Linked DNA regions of Homo sapiens: region 2 is linked to region 1. Evidence: read pairs that join two places in POLR2A ChIA-PET (ENCODE). Cell type or tissue: Panc1. All regions are shown on one strand. Links, peaks and the distances in the headings refer to the core of each region. The heading gives the core; the rest is flanking DNA.

Region 1 (12,655 bases), core at 3,751-7,750:
ATCACAAGCATTTCTATACATCAGTAATAGACAAGCAGAGAGCCAAGTCATGAGTGAACTCCCATTCACAACTGCTACAAAGGAAATAAAATACCTAGGAATACAATTTACAAGGGACGTGAAGGACCTCTTCAAGGAGAACTATAAATCACTGCTCAAGGAAATAGGAGAATACACAAACAAATGGAAAAACATTCCATGCTCATGAATAGGAAGAATTAATATTGTCAAAGGTGGCTATACTTCCCAAAGTAATTGATAGATTCAATGCTATTCCCATCAAGCTACCATTGACTTTCTTCACAGAACTAGAAAAAACTACTTTAAATTGCATATGGAACCAAAAAAGAGCCTGTATAGCCAAGACAATACTAAGCAAAAAGGAAGAACAAAGCTGGAGGCATCATGCTACCTGACCTCAAACTATATTACAAGGCTACAGTAACCAAAACAGCATGGCACTGGTACCAAAACAGATATATAGACAAATGGAGCAGAACAGAGGCCTCAGAAATAACACCACACATCTACAACCACCTGATCTTCCACAAACCTGACAAAAACAAGCAATCAGGGAAGGATTCTCTATTTAATAAATGGTGCTGGGAAAACTGACTAGCCATATGCAGAAAACAGAAACTAGACTCCTTCCTTACACCTTGTACAAAAAATTAACTCAAGATGGATTAAAAACTTAAACGTAAAACCTAAAACCATAAAAACCCTAGAAGAAAACCTAGGCCATAACATGCAGGACATAGTCATGGGCAAAGACTTCGTGAATAAAACACCAAAACCAATTGCAACAAAAGCCAAAATTGACAAATGGGACCTAATTAAACAAAAGAGCTTCTGCTCAGCAAAAGAAACTATCATCAGAGTGAACAGGCAACCTACAGAATGGGAGAAAATTTTTGCAATCTATCCATCTGACAAAGGTCTAATATCCAGAATCTATAAGGAACTTAAACAAATTTACAAGAAAAAAACAAACAATCCCATCAAAAAGTGGACAAAGTGTATGAACAGACACTTCTCAAAAGAAGACATTCATGTGGCCAACAAACATATGAAAAAAGCTCATCATCACTGGTCATTAGAGAAATGCAAATCAAAACCACAATGAGATACCCTCTCACACCAGTTAGAGTGGCAATTATTAAGTCTGGAAACAACAGATGCTGGTGAGGATGCAGAGAAGTAGGAATGCTTTTACACTGTTGATAGGAGTGTAAATTAATTCAACCATTGTGGAAGACAGTGTGGTGATTCCTCAAGGATCTAGAACCAGAAATACCATTTGACCCAGCAATCCCTTTACTGGGTATATACCCAAAGGGTAATAAATCATTCTACTATAAAGACACATGCACATGTATGTTTATTGTAGCGCTGTTTACAATAGCAAAGACTTGGAACCAACCCAAATGGCCATCAATGATAGATAGACTGGATAAAGAAAATGTGGCACATACGCACCATGGAATACTCTGCAGCCATAAAAAAGAATGAGTTCATGTCCTTTGCAGGGACATGGAAGAAGCTGGAAACCATCATCCTCAGCATACTAACACAGCAACAGAAAACCAAACACTGCATGTTCTCACTCATAAGTGGGAGTTGAACAATGAGAGCACATGGACACAGGGAGGGGAACATCACTCACCGGGGCCTGTTGTGGGGTGGGGGGCAAGGGGAGGGAGAGCATTAGGACAAATACCTAATTCATGCGGGGCTTAAAATCTAGATGATGGGTTGATAGGTGCAGCAAACCACCATGGCACATGTATACCTATGTAACAAACCTGCATGTTCAGTACGTATATCCCAGAACTTAAAGAAGAAAAAAAAAGATTAAACAAACAAACAAACAAAAACAGAAAAAAAAAAAAGGAATCTGTACTCACTAACTTCGACAGTCATTTGACTGGAGCAATGGTTCAGGAGTCTGACTCACCAATGGATCCCAAATCAATCAGGAGTGAAGACTAAAGGCTTCAGTGATGCACACTTAGGATGCTGGATGAGAAGCCTGGGAGTCCAATGATGAATCTGATTGATACGGTTTGGCTGTGTCCCCACCCAAATCTCATCTTCAATTGTAGTTCCTGTAATCCCCTGGTGTGATGGGAGGGACCCGTTGGGAGGTAATTGAATCATGGGGGTGGTTACTCCCATGCTGCTGTTCTGATGATAGTAAGTGAGTTCTCATGAAATCTGATGGTTTTAAAAGGGGCTTTCCCCCAGTTTTGCTCTGCACTTCTCCTTGCTGCTGTCATGTGAAGAAGGACATGTGTTTTCTTACCCTTCCACCATGATTGTAAATTTCCTGAGACCTCCCCAGCCCTGTGGAACCGTGAATCAATTAAACCTTTTTCCTTTATAAATTATCCAGTCTTAGGCAGTTCTTTATAGCAGTGTGAGAACAGACTAATACACTGATCCTATCTGAATCACAGCACCTTAATTGTTAAAAATTAATAAATGGTGCTTGTTCAAGGCAGGAAGGTAGACTTTATTCAAGACCTGTTTCTTTTATTCAGGGTATAGGTGTAGGCACTACTGCAATGGGCCTCTGCAGCAGGGATGAGAGAGTGGGCCCAATTCCAAACATAACAAGGAAAAGGGAAATGTACAGCCTCCCAGGGTGGATGGGGTTCAGTGGCTGGAAAACTACTAAGAGGAAGCCTCGGGGGTCAGAGGGCTTCTGGCTAAACCCACCTCACAGGCCAGCGTGATGGGACATCGCCTTGGGGTTGGTGAGGATGAGGAACCTGATCTGACATCAAGGGTGATCAGATAATGAGGGAGGGGGTTCTGGCTAAACCAACTTAGCAGGGTTCTTGCTAAAATTGGACAATGCAGAGATGAACACAGAGACCTAAAAGTCAAGGCCTAGTTGGGAAGATGGTTCTGGAGAAAATAAATTTCTGTTTTTGTTTGTTTGTTTGTTTGTTTGAGACAGTCTCGCTCTGTCGCCCAGACTGGGGTGCAGTGGCGCCATCTCAGCTTACTGCAACCTCCACCTCCTGGGTTCAAGCAATTCTCCTGTCTCAGCCTCCCAAGTAGCTGGGACTACAGCCACCTGCCACCATACCTGGCTAATTTTTGTATTTTTAGTAGAGACGGGGTTTCACCATATTGGTCAGGCTGGTCTCAAACTCCTGACCTCAGGTGATCCACCCTCCTCAGCCTCCCAAAGTGCTGGGATTACAGGCGTGAGCCACTGCACCCACCCAAATTTCTGTTGTTTAAGCCACCCAATCTGTGATATTTATTATGGCAGCCTGAGAAGATTAACACATTTTCCTAGATTCAGGCACTAGCTTGATTCTAATTTCTCTTTACAAAGAGTTCCTTTGTGAAAAGAATTCTTTCCTTTTGTGTTATTTCCCTGAGTATATTTGTGGTGATGATATTTTCTCAGACTCTAGAATAGTAACTACTGGAGAGAAGACAATTTTCCTTCTACTCTCTGAAGATTTGATATTTGAGTCTCTGAGAAAAATAAAAACACCTGACAATAGACAGGTTAATGGGAGGAAAAGCATACCAATTTATTACATGCATACACACGGGAATCTCACAAAATATAGGACTCAAAGAAAGGCCAGAAGATTGAAGTTTGTTTGTTTGTTTGAGACGGAGTTTCTCTCTTGTTGCCCAGCTGGAGTGCAACGGTGCGATCTCGGCTCACTGCAACCTCCACCTCCCGGGTTCAAGCAATTCTCCTGTCTCAGCTTCCCAAGTAGCTGGGATTACAGGCACCCGCCGCCACGCCCAGCTAATTTTTGTATTTTTAGTAAAGATAGTGTTTCACCATGTTGGCCAGGCTGGCCTCGAACTGCTGACCTCAGGTGATCCACCTGCCTCAGCCTCCCAAAGTGTTGGGATTATAGGCATGAGCCACCACACCTGCCCTGAAGTTTTTATAGCATTGGAATAGGGTTTTGAACTTCTGGCTGCAGTGAGTTATGACACCAGATGGTGGCAGATGGTGAAGATGGTGACAAGCTATGAGAGGGTTGGGGAAGCAATGCACAGTGAATAAAATGTCTTATGGGTGCAGTGGCTCAGGCCTGTAGTCCCAACATTTTGGGAGGCCAAGGCAGGAGTATCGCTTGGGCCCAGGAGTTCAAGACCAGGCTGGGCAACACAGTGAGACCCCCATCTCTAAAATTCTTTTGTAATTAGCCAGGCATGATGGTGCATGCCGCTAGTTCCAGCTACTCAAGTGGCTGAGGTAGGAGGATCAATTGCCTGAACCCAGGAGTTCAGGAGTTCAAGGCTGCAGTGAGCTATGATCATGCCACTGCACTCCAGCCTGGGTGACAGAGCAAGCTCCTGTCTCAAAAAAAAAAAAAAAAAAAAAAGTCTTATTATGCAGCTAAATTCTCAGGTAATCTCGAACTGCCTGCAGAATAGTGATAGCCTGTGACAGTCTCTGTCTGGGCAGGTGCCTAGTCTCTTTCTGTGATATGATCCTTCCTAGCTCTGACTCTAGACAGGTAAGGGGCCCTTAGAGAAAGCTTCTGCTTTCGTCCGCTGTTGATTAATGTAGATTTCCTTTATAGATGCAAATTTCTTTTACGAAAGGACAGCTTTTCAGAGCTATCCCTGCGCCTGCAGGCTCTCTGAATAGCCATCTTGAAATATGTCAAAGAAGTATATTTTGGGATGGCATATCTTAGTCTCCCATCTAATACACATGTTATGACCACTATACAAATTGTTATGGGGCCACAGGAAGATAATGCTAAGATTGGGCTTCTCTGGCCAATCCTAGGGGAACAATCAACAGGACTACAGTTGCAGCAGTGGAATGCCCTGCCTGGCCCCCAGCCCTGGACATTGCCCCATTCACCTGTCCCTCGCTTCTCTAAACCTCCCTGTAACTCTGTCTTCTGGACCCATGTGTCTGCTGGGTGTACAGCACCCAGCACTTGGAGCCAGTGAGTATCATATGTTAAGGAAAAATTGTTGGGCTTGGACCAATCACCCACCCCATTCCAGCCAGAGCCTGTCTCTTGTTTGTTCACCGACTACACACCCTATCCAAACCAAGCCTCTGGCTCTTGTCCTCTAAGTGGCACTGTTAAAGCGGAAACACGAGAAGGAATAAAGGAGCTTATTCTTTTTTCCTTCTTATTTATTTATTTAGAGACAGGGTCTTGCTTCATCACCCAGGCTTGAGTGCAGTTGTTACAGGAAAGGGGTCCTGATCCAGACCCCAAGAGAGGGTTCTTGGATCTCGTGCAAGAAAGAATTCAGGGCGAGTCTTCAGTGCAAAGTGAAAGCAAGTTTACTACGAAAGTAAAGGAATAAAAGAATGGCTACTCCATAGACAGGGCAGCCCCAAGGGCTCCTGGTTGCCCATTTTTATGGTTATTTCTTGATGATATGCTAGACAAGGGGTGGATTATTCATGCCTCTCCTTTTTAGATCATATCGGGTAACTTCCTGATGTTGCCATGGCATCTGTAAACTGTCATGGCACTGGCGGGAGTGTAGCAGTGAGGACGACCAGAGGTCACTCTTGTGGCTATCTTGGTTTTGGTAGGATTTAGCCAGCTTCTTTTCTGCAAACTGTTTTATCGGCAAGGTCTTCATGACCTGTATCTTGTGCTGACCGCCTATCTCATCCTGTGACTTAGAATGCCTTAACTGCCTGGGAATGCAGCCCAGTAGGGTTCTGCCTCATTTTACCCAGCTCTTAGTCAAGATGGAGTTGCTCTGGTTAACACGCCTCTGACACAGTGGTGCGATCTCAGCTCACTGCAGCCTCTGCCTCCCAGGTTCAAGCGATATTCGTGCCTCAGACTCTTGACTAGCTGGGGTTACAGGTGCATGCCACCACACCCAGCTAATTTTTGTACTTTTTAGTAGAGATGAAGTTTCAGCATGGTGCCCAGGCTTGTCTTAAACTCCTGAACTCAAGCGATCCTCCTCCCTTGGCCTCCCAAAGTGTTGGAATAAAGACGTGAACCACCGTGCCCAGCCGTGGTGTCTCTTCTTACAAGGTCACTAATCCTGCAGAACAGGGTCCCACCCTCGACCTCACCTCGTTTAACCCTTATTGCTTCCTTATAGGCCCTATCTCCCAATGTAGTCACATTGGTGGTGAGGGCATCAACATAGGAATTTGGAGGTGAAGGGGAGAAAAAAATGTATAATTTCTTTTCTCAACCCTCATAAGTTCCTAGCTGGGACACCTCTGTAACAAAAGACAGATCAATAGGAAAAAACGGTTGGGCTCAGTGGCTCACGCCTGTAATCCCAGCACTTTGGGAGGCCGAGGAGGGAGGATCACTTGAGGTCAGGAGTTCAAGACCAGTCTGGCCAACATGGTGAAACCCCATCTTTACTATAAATACAAAAATTAGCTGGGCGTGTAATCTTAGCTACTAGGGAGGCTGAGGCAGGAGAATCACTTGAACCGGGGAGGCAGAGGTTGCAGTGAGCCGAGCCGAGATTGCGCCACTGCACTCCAGCCTGGGTGACAGAGCAAGACTCCGTCTGAAAAAAAAAAAAAAAAAAAAAAAAAAAACAAAACAGGAAAAAAAGGAATATAATTTTTTTGGTGTGAATGTACAAATTTATTGACATGCATATGAACAGAAGAGACACATACAAAATATAAGACTCAAAGAAGGGGCCAGGCCACTGAAGTTTTTACATCATCCTGAGGTTATAGAGGGACACAGGTTATGGGAAAGTGTGTCTAACAAAGGCTGTCTTGTGGTGCAGATGAAAATATCCCTCAGCCGGACATTGTGGCTAATGCCTGTAATCCCAGCACTTTGGGAGACTGAGGCAGGAGAATCGCTTGAGCCCAGGAGTTTGAGACCAGCCCTAGCAACATAGCGAGATACCATCTCTGAAAATAATTTTTAAAAATTAGCTGGGCATGGTGGTGTGCACCTGTAGTCCCAGCTACTCAGGAGGCTAAGGTGGGAGGATCTATAGAGCCTGGGAGTTTGAGGCTGCAGTGAGCTCTCATTGCACTACTGCCCTCCAGCCTGAGCAACACAGCAAGACCCTGTCCCGAAAAAGAGAAAAAAAAAAAAAAAAAAAAATCCCAGGTAAACTCAGAGCTGCCCTCAGAAAGAATAGATGGTGGCCTTTGGTAAAAGATTCTCTCTGAGACCTTTAAAAGTGTCAGACTTCAGTGTTTATTTTCCTGAGTTAATCTTTCCTAGATTCAGATAAGGGAGGCATTACCCCCAAAACCGGGTTTGTTTGCCTGGTGAGTAACAAATGACTCTCCATGAGGATGCAGGTTTTGATCAATAAAAGTTTTATTACCTGGCCCAAGTAGGTAGAACCCTGGGAGTATTCTCCAAGGCAGTGTCCCCTGAGGGAAAGTGACAGGAGGGTTTCATGGGGCGATGGAGGGGGAGAGGATGTGTCTTCGCATGTGGAGGAGGGGTCCCAGAGGTGCAGACGCAGTGATCCTCATGCCAGCACATAGGTCGCATGTGATGGTGATGGAGCTGAGCTGCAGCCCTTCCTGGGGTGGAGACTTTAGCATGGTAACAAGAAAGGTCACTTGGGTTCATCTGTAAGTTGCTAGGGTCTGTTGGGAGCTGGTTTGAATCAAGTGGGTGACTGCATTCTAAACAGGGCTTGGAAGAAACAGGCTGCAGGGCAGGAGGCTGTAAAACAGGCTGATAGGCTGGGCGTGGGGGTTCAAGCCTGTAATCTAACACTTTGAGAGGCCAAGGTGGGTGGATCACCTGAGGTCAGGAGTTCAAGACCAGCCTGGTCAACATGGTGAAACCCTGTCTCTACTAAAAATACAAAAATTAGCTGGGCGTGGTAGCACGAGCCTGTAGTCCCAGCTACTCGGGAGGCTGAGGCAGGAGAAATCCTTGAACCAGGGAGGTGGAGTTCGCAGTGAACCGAGATCACACTCCAGCCTGGCACTCCAGCCTGAGTGAAAGAGCGAGACTCTGTCTCAAAAAAAACAAAAAACAAAACAAAACAAAAAAACCCAAAACAGGCTGATTGCTTAAGTTGATTAAATTCCTATAATCCTTTGAGATCCCCCAACCCCCTCACCCCTGCACCCCACTTGCTTACAGGGTCCTCAGGGAAAGCCTGGGCATTGATTTCACTAACATAGATTTTCTCTCCAGGTGCAACTCTCCCTCACGAAAGGCAGCTTTTCAAAGTCCTTCTTCTGTTTGCAGCCTCTCTGAATAGCCATCTCAAAATAAGCCAAAGAGGTATATTTTGGGGTGAAATATTCTCGTTTCCTTTGGGGGAACACAAACATTCAACCCATAACAGAGACAGTCCCTGTCAATGTCATGTGTTAACAGTCAGGAGGCAGCCCAGGGTGGAGCGGCAGGCTGGAGACCCGGGATTGCTGGGCTGAGATCCGGCTGGGGCATCCCTGAGAGCAGGAGGTGGCTGGACCGCGGGAGGTCAGTGCCTGCCTGGCGGGGAGCCCCAAGGGCACCTGTCTGGGCTAGCCAAGAGGAGAGCATCCGCCCCGGGAGGAGTGCAGGCAGGACTCCCGCTGACAGGGCCTGCTTGGTAGATGCTGGGCAAGTAATTAGAGAAGGGACGATTACCCACCACAGGCTGTTGGCTCTGGATGTAAAAGAAATTGACATGAGGCCAAAAGAGTTTTCCCAGACGAGGCTTCATTAGAGCTTATGCCTGGACATAAGGGAGGCAGCACTAGAGAGGAGAGAGAGAGAGAGAGAGAGAGAGAGAGTGATAGAGAGACAGAGAGAGAGAGTGACGGAGAGACAGAGAGTGAGAGACAGAGAGAGACAGAGACAGAGAAAAAGACAGAAAGACAGAGAAAGAGACAGAAGGACAGAGACAGAGAGAGACAGAAAGACAGTGAGAGAAAGGCAGAGAGAGCGACAGAAAGAGAGAGAGACAGAGAGAGAGAGAGGGAGAGAGAGAGAGAGAATTTCCTGACTGACTCTCCAAAAAGAGCTGGTGGAGATTTTTTTATTAGACAAAGCATAGGAACTAATATCAGGGGTAGGGCGAGCAGGCTGAGCCGGGCAGACCTCATAAGGGGTAGGGTGTGCAGGTCAGCATATTTGATTGCCATGGTTTTCATGGTCAGGATAACCATGACCCATTAATAATAATGGGCCACCTGGTGGTCTGGCTGGTAGCAACAAAGCTTTAAATCAATTGTTCAGAATTCCTTCCTGGGATGCGACACTGTGCAACCTTGGTTATCTCCTCAGGCCAGTTCCTGGAATTTTTTTTTTTCTTTTTTTTGAGACAGGGTCTTGCTGTGTTGCCAGGCTGGAGTACAATGGCACCATCATGACTCACTGCAGACTTGACCTCCCTGGGCTCAAGTGATCCTCCCACCTCAGACTCCTGAGTAGCTGGGACTACACGTGTTTGTCACTATGCTCAGCTAATTTTTGTATTTTTTTGGAGAGACGGGGTTTTGTCATGTTGCCCAAGCAGGTCTAAAACTTACAGACTCAAGCGATCCGCCTGCCTCGCCTCTCAAAATGCTAGGATTACACATGTGAGCCACTGCGCCTGGCCAGAGTTCTTTAAGTAAGCGGCATGGTTAAACATTATGGCATCGTGGGGTAGTGGTGTGGGTTTTGTGATCCGTGGGAATGCTGTAGTGGGGCTGAGCTGAAGCCAAGTCTTATCTCTACTGTCTCAGTACTCTCACTCCAGCTATTACCGAGCAAATGGGCTTGCTGCCTGACTGCACAGAAGCCAACACTGCTGCTCCAGCTTTGAGAAAAGAAAAGCTTCATTGTGAGGCAGACCAGCAAGGAGACAGGAGGCACAGCTCAAACTTCTCTCTCCAATTTGGGGTGTGGGGCACGTTTTAAGGGGTCAGAGGGCAAGGGAAAGTATTTAGGAATGTTGGCTTGGCAGGGTCTGATTGGAGGGCTTCAAATTTAACCATTTGTGGTAAGGTATGTTGAGGCAGATTTTAGCCCCAGATCTTCCAGGCCCATAGACTCCTTCCTTTTGAAAGGGTTCCAGTGTTCAGGTTCTGGTCATGTCCCAGTCCTGTTGGCTCTGCAGGAAGAAATCATTGGTTCCGGTGTTGTTAGAGGTCAAAGCTTTTTCTATTGTGCCTGGACTACATGACTCGCAGTTTTGGCTTGGTTATACCTACAAGGTAACTTGACATTCTCTTATCAACAGAGTAGGCTCAGTTTGGTCTGGTTCTGTGATTACGCCACTCCTTGTATCCTTTCAAATAACCATTTCGGGCCAGGCACAGTGGCTCACATCTGTAATCCCAGCACTTTGGGAGGCCGAGGCAGGAGGATCACTTGAGGTCAGGAGTTTGAGACCAGCCTGGCTAACATACAAAAACTAGCCAGTCAAGGTTGCAGGAGCCTGTAATCCCAGCTACTCAGGAGGCTCAGGCAAGATAATCGTTTGAACCCGAAAGGCGGAGGTTGCAGTGAGCCGAGGTCGCGCCATTGCACTCCAGCCTGGACAATGGAGCAAGACTCTGTCTCAAACAAACAAAAATAAAACAAAACAAAAAAAACCCCACCCATTTCGTTACAGTTTGAGAGAGTCTGAGAGGCTGAAAGGACTGGATCCTTTCTGTGTGGGTGTTGATGTCACAGATTTGACATCATTGTCCCCGGGCCCCTCTGGGGGAGCTGGCCCCTGCAGTCCCTGAGGCTGAGTCTGGGCGTGAAAGGCTTGCTTTTGGCTGGCACACTGGGACCGTTGTTTTCAGCCAACAGATGAAACCCAGCTAGTTGGAAGAGGCCCATTCAACCCCCATGTTTACACATGAGGAGCTGGGGGCCAGGGCGACAGGAAGTGGCTTGCCCATGTCAGTGGAGCTGGTGGCAGAGCATCCGCTTGGCAGAGGATGGCAGCCCACAGCCCCAGGCGATGGAGGCACCCCATTTCCAGTGTGGCTGCTTCGTGCTTGCTGTTGACTTGCAGTTTGGAACCTTGTACTGCGTGCTTCATTCGCAGGACAGAAGCTAAATCTGCGCCCTCTGCCGTCCTCTCAGAGGAAGTGCCTGTATTTGGTGAGAACGGGGGTGAGAGAGGCTCCAAGATGCCCCTTGGCAGAAATTTCCAGTAATTGGCTGGGAGGAGGCTCACCCCACCTGAGCAGGAGCAAGCGGCGGTAGGGAACACAGCGCGCACGAAATAGCAAATTTCACTGATTATTGAGAAGAAAGGAGAGGGGGTGTATTTGGTGAGCTGGAGGTGGTCTCCTCACATATCTGTTAGGATGTTTGCAGCCATGAGCAACAGGAAACCTAATTCCAATGACCTAAACAAGGAGGCTTTGTCATCCCACATCACAGGCAGCCCCAAGGCAAGGCAACTCCGGGTCAGCTACTTTAGTAGCTCAATTTGGTACCATCAAGAATCATAAATCATGGATGGGCACAGAGGCTCGTGCCTGTAATCCCAGCACTCTGGGAGGCTGAAGCGGGAGGATCACTTGAAGCCAGAAGTTGGAGGCCAGCCTGGGCAATATAGTAAGACCCTATCTCTACAAAAAAATGTGTAGAGATGTGGTGGCACATGCCTATACTCCCCCCTACTTGAGAGGCGAGGCAAGAGGATCGCTTAAGGCCAGGAGTTTGAGGCTGCAGTGAGCTATGATTATGGCACTGAAATCCAGCCTGGGTAACCGAGCAAGACCCCCACTCTCTAAAAAAAGAATCATAAATCATAACATCGCTTTGTACTCCAACAATTTATACAATTATAAAATATTGATGTACAACTTTAAAAAAACAGGAGCGAAAAAAGAGTCCTTCCCCCTCAGCCATCCTCAGCATACAGCCTGGCCCCACCTCCCATGCCTGCCAGATGGCAGCTGCAGGCCCACGCAGACTCCCAGCTCTGCGGGGAAGATTCGCTGTGAGTTTTTTTAAGAAACTATCCCCCATCGGCCAGGCGCGGTGGCTCATGCCTGTAATCCCAGCACTTTGGGAGGCCTAGGCGGGCAGATCACAAGGTCAGGAGATCGAGACCATCCTGGCTAACATGGTGAAACCTCGTCTCTACTAAAAACATAAAAAATTAGCCGGGCGTGGTGGCGGGCACCTGTAGTCCCAGCTACTCGGGAGGCTGAGGCAGGAGAATGGCGTGAACCCAGGAGGCAGAGCTTGCAGTGAGCCGAGATCGCGCCACTGCACTCCAGCCTAGGGGACAGAGCGAGACTCCATCTAAAAAAACAAAAAAGAAAAGAAAAGAAAAAAAGAAAAAGAAACTAAGAAACTATCCCCCAGCAAATGTTCCTGTACATCTCATTGGCCAGAGCTGCATCACATGCCCATTTGTAAACCAACAATGGACAAGGGGAATGGGGCCACTGTGACTGGTTCAGTCAATCAGATTGGGCTGAGCTGGAGATGGGACTCTGGTCACCTTCCCTGAGCCTGTGGGCCAGATGGGCAAAGAAGGAAGACAAGGCTGACTGTGGAGAGCCAGCAGTGTTACAACGCCTCCCCACCTGTTTTAGAACCTGCCAAAGTCAGGGTTGGACAAAAGGGTTTCACACCCTGTTTTATTCCCTGTCAAAGCCCACACAGTATCCAGATGCTCCCCTTGTTGAAATGGGGTCTTTGGCAGTCCAGCCTCCTGGGTCTCGGTGGGCAGGGTGTCGGGAAGACACGGCCTCTACTGGGGTGTCTGGTGACTGTTCCAG
Region 2 (11,217 bases), core at 5,399-9,398, 210 kb after region 1:
TCAAGAGGGACTGCTCTGAGTTAACCAGCTTTGGAATTTCAGGAGTTCAGATGAACTCCAGAACACTTTCAAGCTGCACTTTGACCCTTCTTAGGGTTGTTATAGTAAAGGCCCTCATTTAACATTTCATTGTTTGGTTCATGCTTGAATTTGGTTTTTCATGTAATTAAAATTTGATCATGTTGTTCATCTTGAGGATTTTTTTTCTTTTTAAAATATTTGTTAATGTGATAGGAAGGCAAATATGCTATTCAACAACTACATCTTGGTTGCACAGTGGTTCCTTAGGTCTTTGTTTTGATAGCTTGTCATGTTTATATTTTATTAAAATATTCTGGGTACAGATTAACTTATTTGCTTTGTGTTTAAGTATTCTATTTGCTTGAAAGTAGGCACTGCTGAGGTTGTCATAGCTAGCTTAGAACATCTTGGATTTCGTTTGTTCTAGTGAGATGATTTTTGGGTAGCTTCCATAATGGAGCACAGTTGGAGTGTGTCTCAAGTGCATTTCTTTCATTGTTAATGGAAAAAGAGCATGATTGTCACATGGCCCCTAAATCACAGCCTTTGGCTCATCTGTGCTGATTCTGTACCAACTTGTCCTGGCACAAACTAATTCTAACATAGCTGTTTTGGTTAAGCGGGTGGAATGTGCAGGGTGTCTTTTTGAATGTGTGCCTTAAAGTGGCATGTGTTTTCCTTATGTTATTTGAGTCCTATTCAGAATGACAAAGCATAACTTGTCTTCTCGTCTTTTGTGCTTAAGAACATCTTACCAAATAGCGTCTTATTAATCAAGCAACAGCAAGAAAATTTGAGAAGTGATTTTGACTGGCTGCTGTGGCCAGATGTAGAAATCAGATCTTTTAATACTTGCTCTAGTACCCAGTTGTCTTAAATTAAACAACGAAAATATCTTGGGATTGCTGTTTTTGGTGCTAGCTGGCATTCTGTGATTCCAGGGCAAATCTAATGGAAAAATACAGTAGTCATGTTTTTGATTGCTTTGGAACAGTTAAAAAGAAAAGTTACAGGAACAAAGAGAGGAAGGATGTTAAGAAATGAAAGGCTAGGGGAAAATGTTCCATTAACCTCCTCATAGTTTTTTAAAAGTTACAGTTCATTGCTCCAGAAATTTGAGTAAATAAGTGCCATTAAAGTTGCATAAAGAAAATTGGCCATTTTCTCTTTTCTGTCTTTCAGGGCATTCGGGATATGTTAAACTTCAGTGTGTTATTGACTAGATAAATGATCCGCATAAAGTCCTTTTGCCTTAAAGGAACTTTTTTTTTTTTTTTTGGCCATTGTCACTTCAGGGTATCTTACTGGTAAACCCTTAAACCCCTTGTTAGATCTTCAGAGCTACATAAAATTAGATCTCAATTTTTTGAGGTTGTCTTCATTATTTTACCATTAACTAGTTGCCCTAGAACTGCAATGAGCTAATTGATGTCCTGTCCTGTCCTGTCCTCCCCTTCCCTCCCGCCCCCTTCCGGGACAGAGTCTCACCCTGTCGCCCAGGCTGGAGTGCATTGGCATGATCTCGGCTCACTGCAACCTCCGCCTCCCAGGTTCAAGCGATTCTCCTGCCTCAGCCTCCACTGAGTAGCTGGATTACAGGTGCTTGCCACCACACCCGGCTAATTTTTTGTATCCTTAGTAGAGATGGGGTTTCACCATGTTGGACAGGCTGGTCTCCAGCTCTTGACCTCGTGATCCGCCTGTCTCGGCCTCCCAAAGAGTTGGGATTACAGGCATGAGACATCACGCCCAGACTCTTTTTTTTCTTAAGACATAATCTCACTCTGTCGCCCAGGCTGGAGTGCAGTGGTGTGATCTCACCTCACCGCAGCCTCCGCCTCCCTGGTTCCAGCTATTCTCGTGCCTCAGCCTTGCCAGTGGCTGGGTCTACAGCGGGGGTGCCACCACGCCTGTTTAATTTTTGTATTTTTAGTGGAGACGGGGATTCACCATGTTGGCCAGGCTGGTCTCGAACTCCTGCTCCTGACCTCAAACAGTCCTCACGCCTTGGCCTTCCAAAGTGCTGAGAGCCAGGCGCCTGGCTCTATGTCTTTTTTTGGGGGGTATGGAGTCTTGTTCTGTTGCCTAGGCTGGAGTGCAGCGGTGTGATCTGGGCTTACTGAAGCATCCACCTCCTGGTTTCAAGCAGTTCTCCTGCCTCAGCCTCTCAAGTAGCTGGGACTACAGGCATGCCCCACCACGCCCACCTAATTTTGTGTGTTTATTTTTAGAAGAGAAGGTTTCACTGTGTTGGCCAGGCTGATCTCCAACTCCTGATCTCAAGTGATCCGCCTGCCTTGGCCTCCCAAAGTGCTGGGATTACAGGCATAAGCCACTGCGCCTGACTCCTATGTCTTTTATTTCTAGGTGTGTCCCGTATCAGTAGAACCTGACTTTGACAATAACTTGGAATTTGAAGAGGAGGAGAATTATGTGAAGTGAGGCTGTTGTCTGACTGAAATTCCTAATTGTAGGGATGGTTTCATTTAAGTAATTTTGGAGCCTTACACCAAGCTCCATGCTGAGGGCAGGACCCCTAGATGAACCAAATGTTGTTTCACTTACTTTGTTTTCATGGTTTGTTTGCTTTCAGTTTCTATAGCTTTCGGTCCAGCCTTTTTCAGATATTGAAATGATTTTCGTTTTGGAGAAAGAAAGGCATGGTCTCTCTTTTCTTGATCCTTTTTCTAATCTGCTGATTTTACTATTTTGGGAATAATCTCTTTTGTCCTTCTGTCCTCTCTTAAGTCTCTTAAGATGTGAAGGTTTAGCCACCCATCCCATCCAAACAAGATTGGGCACAGCAGCCTAAAGAGATGTGTCATGAGAGGTTTTCCTTTTCTCCACATATATGTTAGTGAATGACTTTGTGCTCCTGTATGTTAATTGGGTCTTGTCATGTTAGCATTTAGAAGTTCAGACCCTTCAGGGATTCCTAAACCTTGGGAAAAAATAACTTGATCATTTACATTTTCGTGAAGCAGTCTTGCTCTATCATTCATACTGTGTCTCCACAAGACATTTCCGTCCCTTTTCATAATTTTAGTCAAAGCCACCTAGTAACCTTTAATTATATAGGAGAGCTTGATTAAGCAGTGGGTCAGATGCTCTGAACCACCTTGATTCTTAGAAGGTCATGAAAAAATGTTGCCTATAGTTAATAATTTTCTTAAAACTTTATTAACTATGTAATTATTTTATGAGCCTCTGATGTTTTAGTACGACATTCCACCAGTGGAAACATGCTCCCCTTTATTATGTGGCAAGAATGATAATTCGGGCCAGGTGTTGTGGCATGTGCCTGTACTTGGGAGGCTGGAGGATCACTTGAGCCCAGGAATTTGAGGCCAGCTTGGGCAATGAAGAAAAAAATTTTTTTTAAAGAATGACACTCAAGAGTTGTGCTTAGTTATTGTTGAAGGATGCTTTATAGACCTCAAAAATGCTGTAATCGATGCCCTATGGTGCCTGATTGTTCTCTGAGCAAATCTAGCTATGGTTTTGCTTTTGCTCTTCTTCTGCAACATCTAAATGCCTATCCTAAGGTTCCTTCTCTGTTTCTCTATGGTTTTGCAGCTGGTCAGGGTTCTTGGTTGTAACAAAGAAACTGGTCTTGGTTAATTTAAGCCAAAAAGGAATTAATCAAAACGGTATTAGGTCACTCAGTATTGACAAGGCCAGGGTACAGGTTGACCAAGACCTGCAGCAGGAATAATCTACTTAGAGCAGTGTTGCTGGCATTCTTTCCCCCAGATTGGTTGTACTCCTGGACTCCCAGCTCCCTCAAGATCCTGTGCCTTTGTGTTATCTTCAAGATGCAAAGCCCCTTCTAGAAGTCTCTAACCTCACTTAAATTAGGAGCTGTGCTTTAACTGCTTGTGGGCGGGAGGGGGGCTGCATTCACCTATTTGGGTTCTTTCCAAATAGAAAGGGATTTCAGGCAGTCAAAATGACAAATATTCCCCTATATAAATATTTTCATCCAAGTCCAAAGCTTAAAATTCAGCAAATTCAATTTTAGAACTAATAGGACTTCAAGAAATAACGTCCTCACTTTAAAGGTAAAATAAAATAAGATCACACAGCTGGTCAGCTGTAGAGCCAGGACTAGAACACAAATCTTTAGACTTACCATTATTTTGAATTGCTCTAAACTTTTAATCTTGGATTGACACTATACCTTTGAATTTTTGGCTTTTGCAGCAATATATTAATGCAATATATATATATTTTTGAGACAGTTTCACTCTCACCCAGGCTGGAGTGCAGTGGCACGATCTCAACTCACTGCAACCTCCATCTCCTGGGTTCAACAGATTCTTGTGCCTCAGCCTGCTGAGTAGCTGGGATTACAGGCGCAGGCCACCATGCCTGGCTAATTTTTTTTTGTAGTGCTGGGATTACAGGTGTGAGCCGTTGCACCTGGCCAATTTTTTTTTTTTTTTAAGAGTCTTACTCTGTTGCCAGGCTGGAGTGCAGTGGCATGATTTTGGCTCGCTACAGTCCCGACCTCCAGGGCTCAGGTGATTCTCCCACCTCTGCCTCCTCAGTAGCTGGGACTACAGCTGCATGCCACTACGCCCAGCTATTTGTTGTGTAATTTTTTTTTTTTTTTTTTAGAGGTGGAGTTTTGCATGTTGCCCAGGCTGGTCTTGAAGTCCTGGGCTCAAGTGATCTGCTCACCTTAGCCTCCCAAAATGCTGAGGATTATAGGCGTGAACCACTGCCCCAGGCCTTAATGCAATCTTTTAATAAAAATTTGGATTACTGAGGCCTATTTTCATTTTATTATTTCTTGATTTACTAAATTTATTCATGTAATGTATGTAATGTTTACCAGGACATGTAATGTTTACCAGGACATGCTAGGAGCTGGAACTACAAATATGAAAAAGACTGATTCTGGGCTATTAAGGAATTTATAGTTTAGTAAGGAAAGCAGATATAAAGATAGATTAATTATAGTGTAATATGCCTGTGTAAAGGAATAAAAATCAGTGTGTATGGTTAACTCTGCCTAGCAGTTACCTTTGTGGTTTTTTGAAGCTTGAAGGGTGAAAAGGCATTTCAGACAGTGTAGCAGTAATTTGGGTCTTCTTCAGTCTTGAATTGCAATAGAGTGTATAAGACAGCCAGCCAGCAATTTTTGTTTCTTATCTGTAACCTTTCTTTAAATGTTGCAGGGGGTAGGGTGAGGTGGAGGGCACGGAGAAGCTGGGTATGGTAGCACACGCCTATTGTGCCAGCTACTTGGGAGGCTGAAGTGAAAGGATCTCTTAAGCCCAGGAATTTGAGGCCAGTTTCGGCGACATAGTGAGACTTTGTCTCAAAAAAGAAGAGGTTATGGGAAAAATACAAGCCAAGTTTTAAAAAATTATTATTATAAAATGTTTCAGATATATAAAAAAGGTTTAAATAATAACACGAGCGTTGCAAGTACAGCTATGTTAAGAAATAAGATATTACAAGTATACTTAGGGTTCCTCTGTACCTTTTTCCAGTTGTATTCTTATTTTTCCCCAAGATGTCACCATTATCCCAATTTGTTGTATATAATTCCCTATGTTTTTATACATATGTATATACCCCTGAATGATACATAGTGATACATAGTACAATATATGGTGGTGTTTTTCATGTTTTAAAACTTTTTGCAGCCGGTGAGTCCCGCCTGGAATCCCAGCACTTTGGGAGGCCCAGGCTAGTGGATCACTTGAGGCCAGGAGTTCAACACCAGCCTGGGCAACATGGTGCAACCCCATCTCTACTAAAAATACAGAAAACAAATTAGCTGCATGTGGTGGTGCTTGTCTGTAGTCCCAGCTACTTGGGAAGCTGAAGTGGGAGAATCACCTGAGCTTGGGGAGTTAAGGCTGTAGTGAGCTGTGATTATGCCACTGCACTCTAGCCTGGGCTCAGAACAAACAAAAAAAAACCACACAACTTTTCGCAGTCCTGAACAAAATACTAACAAACTGAACTCAGCAATATATGAAATGGATTATATGCCATGAAAAGTAGGATTTATTTAAGGAACGGCAAGGTCGGTTCTTCATACAAAAATCAATTTATTACACCATATTAATAGAAAAAAGGACAAAAACTGCGTGATCATCTGAATAAACACAAAAAGTATTTGACAAATTCCAGCCTCCTTTTGTGATTAAAAAAGAAAACACTCAGCAGACTGGGAATAGAAGGAAATTTCTTGCAGCTGATAAAAGGCATCTACAAAAAACATAGCTAACAGTGTAGTTAATGGCAAAAGACTTAGTGCTTTTCTCCTAAGATCAGGAACAAGATGAGGATTCTGCTCTCACCATTTCTGTTCAACATTGTACTGGAGGTCATAACCAATGAAATCAGGCAACATAAGGAAATGAAAGTCATTTAGATTGGAAAGAAGAAATAAAACTATCTCTATTTGCAGCTGACATGATCTTATATTTAGAAAATAGTAAGGAATCTACAGAAAGCAATTAGAGCTGATAAATGAGTTCATCAAGTTTGCAGGATACAAGATCAATACACGGAAGTCATGTTTATGTACACTAACAATGAATCTGAAAATAAAATTAACAATTTCATTTACAGTAGCATAAAAGGAATAAATACATACGAATAAATTAACAAGTGTACAACTAAAACTGTAACACTAAAAACAACAAAACATCATTGGAAGAAATTTAAAAAGACATAAGTGAAAGACATCCCGTGTTCATGGATTAGATTAGAACACTTAATATTGCTAAGATGGCAATACCACTTAAAGTGATCTACAAATTCAGTGTAGTCTTTATCAAAATCCTAGGCAGTTCTGCAGAAATTGGCAAGCCACTTCTGATAGTCATATGGAAATGAAAGGAACTCAGAATAGCAAAAACAGTCTTGAAAAAAGAGAACAAAGTTTGGAGGACTCACTGTTCCCAATTTCAAAACTTATTACAAAGCTACAGTAATGACATTGTGGTACTGGCATAAGGATAGACATCTAGATTGTTAGAATAAAATTGAGAGTCTAGAAATAAACCTTTACATTTTTGGTCAGTTTTCAACAAGGATGCCAGGATAGTTCACTGGGGAAGGAATAGGCTTTTCGACAAATGACACTGGGTCACCTGGAGAAGCAGATGCAAAAGAATGAGTTTAGACTCCTACCTCATTATCATACACAAACATTAACTTGAAATGGGGTAAAGACCTAATGTAAGCTAAAATTCTAAAACTCTTAGAAGAAAATATAGGCATAAGTTCTTATGACCTTGGATTAGGCAGTGGTTTCTTGGCTATAACACCAAAAACAAGCAATCAAAGAAAAAATAAACATCAAAATTAAAAACTTTTATGCATGAAAGGATACTATCAAGACTAGTATAAGCACATGAAAAGGTTAGGGAAATACCAGTCAAGACGCAATGAGATACCATTTCACACCCACTAAGTTGGCTGGAATAACAAAGATGGACAATAACAAGTGGGGCAATTGGAACCAAGGATGTGGAGCAGTTAGAATCCTCAAACATTGCTGATGTGAATATAAAATAGTGTAATTGTTTGGAAAACATTTTGGCAGTTGCTTAAAAAGTTAAGCATAGTTACCATGATCCATCAAATCTGCTCCTAGGAATCTACCCAAGAGAATTGAAAACATGTCTATATGAAGATTTGTACACAAATGTCCATAGCAGTATTCTTTTTTTTTTTTTTGAGACAGTTTTGTCTTTTCGCCCAGGCTGGAGTGAAGTGGTGCAATCTTGGCTCACTGCAACCTCCACCTCCTGGGTTCAAGCAATTCTCCTGTCTCAGCCTCCCAAGTAGTTGGGATTCCAGGCTCCTGCCATCACACCTGGCTAATTTTTGTATTTTTAGTAGAAATGGGGTTTTGCCATGTTGGCCAGGCTGGGTCTCGAACTCAACCTCAGAGTGATCCACCCACCTTGGCCTCCCGAAGTGCTAGGATTATAGGCATGAGTCACTACGTCCGGCCAGCAGTATTATAATAGCAGTAATATAATATAGTGCTATTATAATAGCACTATAATAAAATAGTGGAAACAAATTTTATTTGATGAATGGATAAACAAAATGCGATCTATCCATACAATGGAATATTATTCAGCTATAAAAAGGAATAAAGTACAGCATGGTTGAACTTGAAAGTATGCTAAGTGAAAGAAGCTCAACACAAAAGCTACATATCATATGATTCCATTTACTTGAAATGTCCAGAATTGGCAACTCCATAGAGACAGAAAGTAGATTAGTGGCTGCCTAGGACTGGGAGGAGGCAGGAATGGGAAGTGACTAATGATAGATAGAGGTTTCTTTTGGGGGTGATAAAAATGTTCTGGAATTAGGGGTGATGGTTGCACAACCTTGTGAATATACTAACAAGTACAGAATTGTACACTGTAAAAGAATGAATCTTATGGTATGTGAATTTATCAATTTAAAAACAAAGGGGAAAAATACATACATACTTATAATAAGACAACCCAATAAAAAACGGACAAAAGATATCAATTGACATTTTAAAACCATAAACCTTCATAGTTAACATTTGAGGGCTACTTACGTGCCAGATAACAAACACTTTATTTTATTTTATTTTTTATTTATTTTAGAGATGGAGTCTCACTCTGTTGCCCAGGCTGGAGTGCAATGGTGCGATCTTGGCTCACTGCACCCTCAGCCTCCTGGGTTCAAGTGATTCTTCTGCCTCAGCCTCCCGAGTAGCTGGGATTACAGGCGTCCACCACCATGCCCAGCTAATTTTTGTATTTTTAGTAGAGATGGAGTTTCACCATGTTTCCCAGGCCGGTCTCGAACTCCTGACCTCAGGTGATCCGCCCACCTCGGCCTCCCAAAGTCTGGGATTACAGGCGTGAGCCGTTGTGCTTGGCTTTATTTTATTTTATTTTATTTTATTTTATTTTATTTTATTTTATTTTATTTTATTTTGAGACGGAGTTTCGCTCTTGTTGCCCAGGCTAGAGTGCAATGGCACGATCTTGGCTCCCTGCAACCTCCGCCTCCCGTGTTCAAGCGATTCTCTTGCCTCAGTCTCCCGAGTAGCTGGGATTACAGGTATGTGCCACCGTGCCCAGCTAATTTTGTATTTTTAGTAGAGACAGGGTTTCTCCACGTTGGTTAGGCTGGTCTCAAACTCCTGACCTCAGGTGATCGCCTGCCTCAGCCTCCCAAAGTATTGGGATTACAGGCGTGAGCCACTGCGCCTAGCCTATTTTATTTTTTAAGAGACAGTGTAGCTGGGCACGGTGGTTTACGCCTGTAATCCCAGAACTTTGGGAGGCCGAGGCGGGCAGATCATGAGGTCAGGAGATTGAGACCGTCCTGGGTAACACGGTGAAACCCTGTCTCTGCTAAAAATACAAAAAATCAGCCGGGCATGATAGCGCGTGCCTGTAGTCCCAGCTACTGGGGAGGCTGAGGCAGGAGAAATACTTGAACCCAGGAGGCGGAAGTTGCAGTGAGCCCAGATCATGGCACTCTATTCTAGCCTGGGTGACAGAGTGAGACTCTGTTTCAAAAAAACAAACAAAAAAAAGAGACAGAGTCTTACTGTATTGCCCAGACTGGAGTACAGTGGCAGAATTGTAGCTCACTACAGCCTCCAACTCCTGGGCTCAAGTGATGTTCCCATCTCAGCCTATAGCTTGGAGTACAGGCATGTGCCACTATGCCTGGCTAATTTTTTAAATTTTTTCTTAGAGGTAGGGTCTCACTGTGTTTCCCAGGTTAGTCTTGAACCTGGCCTCAAGGAGTCCTCCTGCCTTGGCCTCCCAAAGTGCTGGGACTACAGGAGTGAGCCTCTGTGCCTGGCCATAGATATTAAGCACTTGACACTTACTTTTTTTTCGTTGTTTTTTGTTTTTTGTTTTTTTTTTTTTTTTGAGACAAGAGTCTCACTCTGTCGCCCAGGCTAGAGTGCAGTGGCGTGATCTCGGCTTACTGCAACCTCTGCCTCCCAGGTTCAAGTCATTCTCCTGCCTCAGCCTCCTGAGTAGCTGGGATTACAGTTGCGCGCCACCATGCCCGGTTAATTTTTGTGTTTGTAGTAGAGACAGGGTTTCACCATGTTGATCAGGCTGGTTTTGAGCTCCTGACCTCGTGATCCACCCTCTTCTGCCTCCCAGTGTTGAGATTACAGTCGTGAGCCACCACGCCCTGCAGCACTTGACACTTTGTAATCTTTATAGCCAACCTCGAGATAGGTACTATTATTATTTCCATTTTATAGATTTAGAAATAGGAACTGGTTAAATAATAATCTAGTTAGTGAGTGTTGGACTAAGATTCAAACTCAGGAACTCAGTTTTTATTGACTATACTGTGTCCTGTTTATATACTACATACTGTGGTTTACTGTATAACCTTCTTGCACAGACCTTTGTGTGGACACTTCATTTCACAGGGCTGACTAACCACCTCACCATGGCTCTTTTTCCCCTTTACAGATCTATTAATGAGATGAAGCGGTTGGAAGAAATGTCAAATATGTTTCAGAGCTCTGGAGTCCAGCACCACCCTCCAGAACCAAAAGCCCAAACAGAAGGGAATGAAGATTCAGAGGGCAAAGAGCAACGTTGGGAAATGGTGATGGATAAGAAACACTTTAAGCTGTGGCGGCGCCCAATTACAGGCACCCACCTTTACCAGTACCGAGGTGAGCCCAGTGTGGCTATCTTTTGGGTTCCATAGTTGCACAGGTGCATGGGATTTCTGTTCTTCATACTTCTCTAAACTGTTCTGGTTGTTTCTCAGAAAATTTGCCGTAGTTTTTTGTTTATTGTTTTTCTTCTCCCAGATGACAAATGTCTCAGTGTTGTCTTTGCTTACATCCTCTTTGTCTTTCTTTGTTGCTCTACTAAGACTTCTAGTTTCTGAACCTGCCTTTAAGATCTCTTAGTACTTTAGATCTGAAACGCCGCTAGGTGAAAGAAACAAGGCGAGTGACTGGAGTATGGCCAGCATCCCTTATTCTTTCTTTTCATTCTAGTTTTTGGAACCTACACAGATGTGACACCTCGGCAGTTCTTCAATGTTCAGGTGAGTTAATTTTTCTCTCCAGATTTGGAGCCTCCTAGCATATCAATTGCTACTGTCTACATGAATCATTTATCTGACTCAGGTGACATTGGCTTAAGTACATCCATCTATCTACCTGTCATCCAC

The links. Peaks named below come from ENCODE experiments on the same cell type or tissue, not always from the same donor. Only the 100,000 strongest peaks of a DNase experiment are listed, where the experiment ranks them.
Region 2: POLR2A ChIA-PET joins it to region 1 with 5 read pairs; 4 of 35 experiments call an interaction of 5 or more read pairs at or near these places.

The regions. Positions count from the first base shown.
Region 1 is chr2:96,405,847-96,418,501 of GRCh38, reverse strand. No RefSeq gene overlaps it. Among named protein-coding and RNA genes, the nearest start is that of NCAPH, 76 kb to the right of the region's middle. In Panc1, for the core only: CTCF peaks have their summits at 3,998 (motif pointing right) and 5,101; no DNase peak of the experiment used is centred there; H3K4me3 peaks cover 1,009 bases; H3K27ac peaks cover 2,903 bases.
Region 2 is chr2:96,194,832-96,206,048 of GRCh38, reverse strand. STARD7 (StAR related lipid transfer domain containing 7) reads left to right here. Exons shown (of 8, transcript NM_020151.4): 2 at 10,500-10,708; 3 at 11,042-11,091. Among named protein-coding and RNA genes, the nearest start is that of STARD7-AS1, 8.0 kb to the left of the region's middle. In Panc1, for the core only: no CTCF peak of the experiment used is centred there; no DNase peak of the experiment used is centred there.